Linked DNA regions of Mus musculus: all the other regions are linked to region 3. A link is a loop called in an ENCODE intact Hi-C map of the cell type or tissue named here. Cell type or tissue: heart. All regions are shown on one strand.

Region 1 (2,500 bases), 54 kb after region 3:
GACTCCCTCACCCCCAGAAAAAAAACTATCCAGACTTTCAACTCCACTAGCTAGTCTGGCCAGAGTCTGACTGACTGATAAGCAGAAAAACACCTCAGCCATTGTACTGGTTACTTTTCTTGTTGCTGTGATCAAATATCTGACAAGAAACAACTTAACTAAAAATAAAAAAAGGGTCTGTTCTGGCTCACAGTTCAAGGATGCAGTGGAGTCATGATAGCCAGAGTTTGAGGCAACTGGTGACTGTGCCCCTGCAACTGGTGACAGCTGGTGATGGGGCCCTTGCAACTGGTGACAGCGCCCCTGCAACTGGTGACAGCTGATGACAGTGCCCCTGCAACTGGTGACAGTTGATGACAGTGCCCCTGCAGCTGGTGACAGCTGGTGATGGTGCCCCTGCAACTGGTGACAGTGCCCCTGAAACTGGTGACAGCTGGTGATGGTGCCCCTGAATTGGTGACAGATGGTGATGGTGCCCCTGCATCTGGTGACAGCTGATGACAGTGCCCCTGCAACTGGTGACAGCTGGTGATGGTGTCCCTGCAGCTGGCGACAGTTGGTGATGGTGCCCCTGCAGCTGGTGACAGTTGGTGACGGTGCCCCTGCAGTCAGGAAACAGATAGATGCTGATGTTCAGCCACTTTCTCCCTCCCTTTCAGGCCAGGGCCCCAGCCCGTGGATGGTGACACCCACGTTTAGGGTGGGTCTTCCCACCTCAGTTAACTTGATCTCACTGAGAAACACCGAGAGGCTTGTCTCATAGGTGATTCTTGATCCTGTCAGGTTGACAATCCCTGTTCATCATCACAGGCATCCTTTGTGGCCACACACATTCATCCAACAGCATGTCTAAGATCTGACCACAGTTGCCTGGAGGTACAGCTTACCAGACAGGCATGGAGTGAAGCTCTTTAGAAAAGTCAGTGTTGCTTACCACCAGGTTACTGAAGAATAATGAGAGAAAAAAAATAGGACGGAGGGGACCGCCGTCACTGAGGGGCTAGGCAGGGACACCCTCTGGCATGGTTTGAGGGGGCTCTTTGGGGGGTTTGTTGTTGTTATAAATGGGTTATGCAATGCATGGTTGCAAGAAATCTGTGGGTGATGCTAGAAAAGACTGCAGTCTAGAAGCTTCCATTTCTCAATGAAGCTCCTCATGGTGCCGCAAACATGCATTTGTCTTCCTTTCCAGTACCCTCAACACCCACAAAACATCAGGTTTAGGAATCTATTTTACCACACTGATAAAAAGAAGAAAAAAAGACATCCTCTAATACAGTATCAATACAGCTTCCCTAAGAAGCCCCTTCTCCCATCCCCTTCCCTAAACCCCACTACTACACACACACACACACACACACACACACACACACACACACACACACACACACACACTCTGGAGAACCATTTGTTCTAATTCTGAGAATCCACTCCTGTCCACCAGAGGGCACAGTTGACCTCAAACTTGGGAGCCAGAATTCCAGTGGCTGAAATCGGCAATCTGGAAAAACTCTGTCTTAGAGGTAACTGTCAACTTGACACAGTCCAGAGCCATCTGCGAATGGAGTCTCAACTGAGGACTTCCTAGATCAGATTGGCCTGCATGCATGTCTGTGGGTCATTGTCTTCTTTTTAGTTGATGTAGAAGGGTCCAGCCCACTGTGGGCAATACCATTCCCTGGGCAGACAGTCCTGGGTGGCATTAGAACGTTAACTAAGCGTGAGCTTGTGAATGAAGCAGCTGGTAGACGCCCTTGGTAGGTCTGGCTTTCAGGTCTCCCTTTGAGAGTCTACCCTGGCTTCTCTCAATAATGGACCTGGCAGTGTCAATCAAATGCATCTTTTCCTCTGCAAAATTACTTCTAGTCGTAGCAACAGAAATGAAACTAGAACACACACCTAGAAGCACTGGGTCCTCCTCGCTTAATGGTTAAAACCGAAACTAACACATCTGGCATGAGAGGCGACAAGTTCACCCATACCGTGTCTGAACTTGAGAAGTGTAAGCCTTGAGACAAAAAATTCTCAAGAGGCTCTCAGGAGCTCTGCTCGCAAGGTAAAGCTTCACAGAGTCGGGCTTTACCACCCATGCTTGCAGTGCCCACAGTAATGGGCATGGGCACTGGACAACACTGCATCCTATGTATGCTTCTGGAGCCAACTCTGCCTGCCTTTCTCATCATTCACCTCACCTCCCAGGCCCATGAGAAAGGAAAGGGTTGTGCTGGGAAGTTGGTCCCCAATTCACTTGGTGCACAGCAACTCTCAGGTACCAGCTGACCTAGTGTCGGCTCCTACCTCTGCCACTCACTGGCTATGTGGCTCTAGGCAGTCAGCTAAACTCTCAGCCTCAGAAGCCAACCTTACTCGTCAGTCACTTAAGCACGTTGCAAACACTCGATGAACATCGGTCCTGTTGCTCACTGGCTGCTTGGTGTCATTTTGTACTTGTTGAAGGTTGAAACTGCTGCCCTGTAGGCTTGGTTGCATCCTTCTTGGG
Region 2 (2,500 bases), 140 kb after region 3:
GAATTGTAAAAGTGTATACCAGCAGGCCCAGCAGATCCGTGAATTCTTAAGACAGCTTCCTATGAAATTGTACAAAGAAAATGTGTGTTCAGAAAGCTTGCTCTTTTTACTTAAACAAAAACATATTCTGAAAATTAGATGTGGGAGTTGCCTGTGAAGCATGTTGGAGTCATCGAGCTGCATGGAGCCCCAGCTTACCGGTCAGGCTGACGGAGATCCCATGCTGCCTACACCTGTGGGGAGGAGTGGGCGGGGCTGAGATGTGCAGTCAGCCCCCAAACAAGTGCTCCAGAGCCTGCCTTCTGAAGTCTTCCTAATGGTAATGGGCTGTTGTGACCTGTGTGTCTAGAGCCCAGCCCAGTGCCTGCTGCCTGCCCAGAGTAAACACTTATCCGCTGAGCCGAGGACCGGGCCACTAATAGAAAATATATTGGCATACGTTTATAATTCGATTGAATTATATTCAATTTAGTCACCTGAAGTTTTAGAATTTCCAAAGACACCAGCAGTGATTTTAGATGTCTCCTTTTGTTCCTTGTGTCTAGTTCATTGTCAAATCCTGCTTTATTTCCCCATCTTCCTGACCATACCTCTGAAATGCAATGCACAATTGGGCCTGTCAGCAGTTCCTTATGGATGGGAGAGTAGCTGTGTGCGTGTGTGCGTGCATGCGTGTGTGCGTGCGTGCGTGTGTGTTTCTTCAGTGGTATACCGACTGAAAAATTGACTATGATCCAGTAAATGTCATCCCACCAATACACATGGAAGCAGCCTTTGTATAGTTAAACTCAGCGGGTCACACAAAAAGTCATGAAAGTAAAAGAGAATATAAGAAGGGTTTCAGCGTGGTGGCACATGCCTTTAATCCCAGCGCTCAGGAGGCAGAGGCAGGTGGATTTCTGAGATGAGGCCAGTCTGGTCTACAGAGTGAGTTCCAGGACAGCCAGGGTTTCAACAGAAGAGTGAGGGTGATAGAATATTGAAAAGGTAACAGGTAAGAAATGACTAATATAATGACTTCTTATATGCTATTGCTTGGGGGGTGGGGGGACTGGAGAACTCAGCAGTTAAGATTATGCAGAGGACCTGAGTTCAGTTCCCAACACCCACCTGTAACTCTAACTTGAATGAGAATGCCTCCTTAGGCTCCCGTATTTGTATGCTTAGTCTGCTGGTGAACTGGAAAGATTAGGAGGTGTGGCCTTGTTGGAGGAGTTCTGTCACTGGGGGTGAAGCCCACACCATGCCCACCCCTCCCTGTTGCCTTTGGATCAGATATAAGCTCTCAGCTACTACTGAAGTCCTGTCTTCCACAAGTGTTCATGTGTGTGTGTCCATGCCCATGTACATGTACACAGACACACAAAAATGATAGACATAAAAATGTTTAAATGACTTGAACTGAAAAATATTGCTGACCTGGTTAGTGTTTATAATGTTAATTGGTGAAATCCCAGTGGTCCACTGTACGGACATTAAAAGGAGTAACTTACTGTTCGTGTGATAACAGTGCCACCTTCTGGTATTGGTTGCTACATTTAACGTAATCTGACATCTACTTCACAGGAAGGAGAGAAGATACGTAGCAGCATAGGATAGCTTTGAAATTCATAGAAATGTTAAATCACCTTTCCCAAATAATAACTTTTGTAGAGGTAACTGTAGCCTCACATTCATAAGAAATAATCTAGAGAAGCTGGGATGTCTGTAGCAAGATGCTATCTTATCAAAAGATAGACTATAGGACATGTTGTATGCCCTTCACTCAGTTTTTCCAGTAATCCCACATAAAGACATAGTGTAGAATTGTAACCATGAACTAGGCTAGTGCTTAGTGGCAGTGCTTACCCACTGAGCCATCTTGATGGCTGATCAGGCTTGGGACCTAGCTTTAGAGAGTAGATAGGCAATAATTTTACATATGTGACCAGTGGGGCGTTTGCCTTTTAACCTCTTGGGGTTGGGATCGGATTATTTTTCCATGTGCTACAGACCCAAGGAGATAATGGAATTTGCCCAGTGTTATAGAAAGTTAAACATGATAAAATCTAGTGTGGAAAACTACCCACCTAGAGGCCGAGATGGTCAAAGAATGATGGTATAGTAAGAAGCAGTGTGGCAAAGAGGATTTCTAGAAAACCCCTGAAGAACTTGTGGATACATGATAAGGAGTGAGTAAATTGATTTGCAGTTTTTTGTTTTGGTTTTGGTTTTTTTTTTTTTTTTCGAGACAGGGTTTCTCTGTATAGCCCTGGCTGTCCTGGAACTCACTTTGTAGACCAGGCTGGCCTTGAACTCAGAAATCCACCTGCCTCTGCCTCCTGAGTGCTGGGATCAAAGGTGTGCGCCACCACGCCCGGCGATTTGTAGTTTTGATGGCTCAAAAAGGGATTGAGAATAAAGTCATTATCTTCAAGGTTCAAGGCTCCCAAGCTATGATACACAAATCTCTCCTTGCCCTAGTTTTTTTCAGAGGGAGAGGTAAGGAAGGGAAAGAATG
Region 3 (2,500 bases):
GCCCCTGCCCTGTTTGAGATCCTGCCCTGACTTCTTCAGCGATGGACCATGATGTGGAAGTGTAAGCAAGATGAACTCTGTCCTCCTCGCCTTGCTTTGCTCCTGGTGTCTCGCTGCAATAATAGAAACCCTAACTGGGACAGAAACGGTACATACCTGCTCCCCTGGCCCTTGGTGCATAAATACACCATATGGGACCTGTGGGACTGCTCTCTGCCATTCAGCTGCCTTTGCCTGGCTTCAGACTTGTTCTGGGCTTGGCCACCTCTCTTCTGGTGTTGCCTGCTGGGGATGCTCTGCTGTGAGTGAGAGGTTGTGGGGGACAGCCGTGTTGGCTCCTCCAGTATCTGCCTTACTGAGGGACGGAGCCGTGTGTGTTTCCAGTCCCTTGGCTTCTCCTTTGGAACTCTGAGGGGCTGTGTCAACACAGAGGTATGAGACTGAGGTAGTCCTTCCCCACAGGGGAAGGGATGGGCAAATATGGCCATGGCCTTCTTTTTCTGTGCTTTAGAGTCCTCCTGTCTCAGCCTGTCTTCTGATATTACAGGCTGTTCCACACCAGATATCTGTGCTCTTCTGAGGCATAGTGGGCTACCGTATGATTCTTTTACTTGTTTGCTTGTTCGTTTTAATAGACTGGCCTCAAACTTCCTCTATAACCATGGGTGACCTTGAACTCCTGCCTCAACTTCCCAGTGTTGGGAGTGTAGGTCTGCAGCCCACAACCCGTTCCAAGAAGATTATTTTTCATTTCTTGTGAGATAATTCATCTATCTTTTTTTATGGCCTGGTTGGAGGTTCATTTACTGTTTTGACTGGGCTACACTTCCCTCTCCACAGTCTAGTTGTGTGTGTGTGTGTGTGTGTGTGTGTGTGTGTGTGTGTGTGTGTGTGTTCACTCACATGAACAGCCACCTCTCTGTCTTCATAAGCTGGCTCTATATGGGGAAGTCCTTTGCCAACCACACTCAGTACTCACTGTGGCCTCACAGCACATTTCTGGAAATGTATCTTTGCCTGAGCATGCACACACGGCCTCGCCATCAGAGGAGCTGCTCTGTTCCCTGTAGGAACTTGCTCACCTTCTCCCTCTGGGAGACTAAGCAGGTGCTGTCAGAAGCCAGTCCCTCAGGATCCAGAACACACCAGGTGGGGCAGAAAGCAGCCCCCTGAACATTGGCCTAAGGCTGGCATGGTGGCTCTGCCTCCCACCCTTCTGTTTCCCTCCCATAGGGGTGGGTGGACAACATCGCCAGCAAGTGGATGCCACCAGGTAGAACTTGCAGGGAAAGCAGCTAGACTTCCTGTGACATTGCTTGTGGCCAAGGCCACATGAAGTCCATGCTAACTCCAGCGATTCAAGAAAGTTTCCATTTCTGTGCATTTGACTTTGGCTTACAGCTCAGCTCTGGAGCGATCCATGGCGCAATCTAGCGGGGAGCTGAAGGCTTCTAAACCAAAGGCTTCAGAAAGGGATCAATACAATCAAGGTCAAATGTTGGGCTCAGGGGTGGTAAGGACTGTGGCTCCCTGGGACACTTTCCCAGTGTGGCCAATAGGAGGCGCTCAGGGGTTGTCTTTTAGCCAGTAGCCCCAGTAGTACCAGAAATAGTATCCAGAGGGCAGGTATGATATCAGGAGGGTCAGGTTCTTGTATTTCAAACACCTTAATTCAAATCCTGTGTTAAGCCTCTATTGGAGAGAAAGTTTACATAGGGGAAGTCTGAGGTAAAGGGAAGGGCAGAAGTAACAGGGCAGACCTGTACTTCAGAGCTTTCGCTGAGGCACCTCCTTCCACACACACTATCACGCCATCATCGTGGCACTGGGCTAGGAGGGAAGCGACAGACCAGACTCCAGGTTGGAGAGCAGACAGTGTGTATCTGGTGGTATGGGAAGTGCGGCAAAGGCTCTCCAAGTGTGTGTGTGTAGCTCGCTCCCCTGCAAAGGAACATAGCCCAGTTGCAGGTTTGCACTTTGAGACCCTAATGTCTGTCAGAGGGCTGGCTACACTACCCACCACTTTCTCCCACATCAAGAGACACAGTTATCAATAAGACACATTATCAATAAGGCACAGGAATGGGGGAGGGGATACACACACACAAAAAATATTAATGTAGAATTAATTAAGGCTAATTTTGGACATGGAATTCAAATTACTTTTGTTGCGAAAATATTTTGGCAGCCAGGCATGGTTATGCTAGTGACAAACTGTTTTCTGATAGCCCTGTCACCCCTCAGCAGAAAGCCTGAAGCCTCAAGCTGAGATAACACCAGAACCCGGAACAGGAAGTCCTTAGAATCTGACTGCTGTTGCCATGGTACCCACAACTACCCCCAGGAAGCCAAAGGCAGGCTCCCCCAGCAAAGCATCGCCGTAGGAGAAGGGGTGAGCCCCAGGTGTCATGAGAGCGTTCAAGATTCAGGCTCAGAAGGTGCCCAGCCTCCAACTCTCCCTTGGTTCCGAGACCAGTGCAACCAGCACCCCTCTGCTTCA

The links. Peaks named below come from ENCODE experiments on the same cell type or tissue, not always from the same donor. Only the 100,000 strongest peaks of a DNase experiment are listed, where the experiment ranks them.
Region 1: it touches region 3 in a loop (5-fold over the local background); 14 of 42 quality-filtered maps call a loop at or near these places.
Region 2: a loop joins it to region 3, with 7 times the contacts of the local background. A loop is called at or near these places in 36 of 42 quality-filtered maps.

What each region holds. Positions count from the first base shown.
Region 1 is chr7:130,826,114-130,828,613 of GRCm38, forward strand. No RefSeq gene overlaps it. Among named protein-coding and RNA genes, the nearest start is that of Plekha1, 38 kb to the right of the region's middle. In heart, a CTCF peak has its summit at 1,475 (motif pointing right); no DNase peak of the experiment used is centred here.
Region 2 is chr7:130,913,655-130,916,154 of GRCm38, forward strand. No RefSeq gene overlaps it. Among named protein-coding and RNA genes, the nearest start is that of Mir7061, 6.6 kb to the left of the region's middle. In heart, a CTCF peak has its summit at 1,518 (motif pointing left); no DNase peak of the experiment used is centred here.
Region 3 is chr7:130,771,824-130,774,323 of GRCm38, forward strand. It overlaps Btbd16 (BTB (POZ) domain containing 16), which reads left to right and starts at 2,246. Exons shown (of 16, transcript NM_001081038.2): 1 at 2,246-2,500. In heart, a CTCF peak has its summit at 1,559 (motif pointing right); no DNase peak of the experiment used is centred here; H3K27ac peaks cover 834 bases.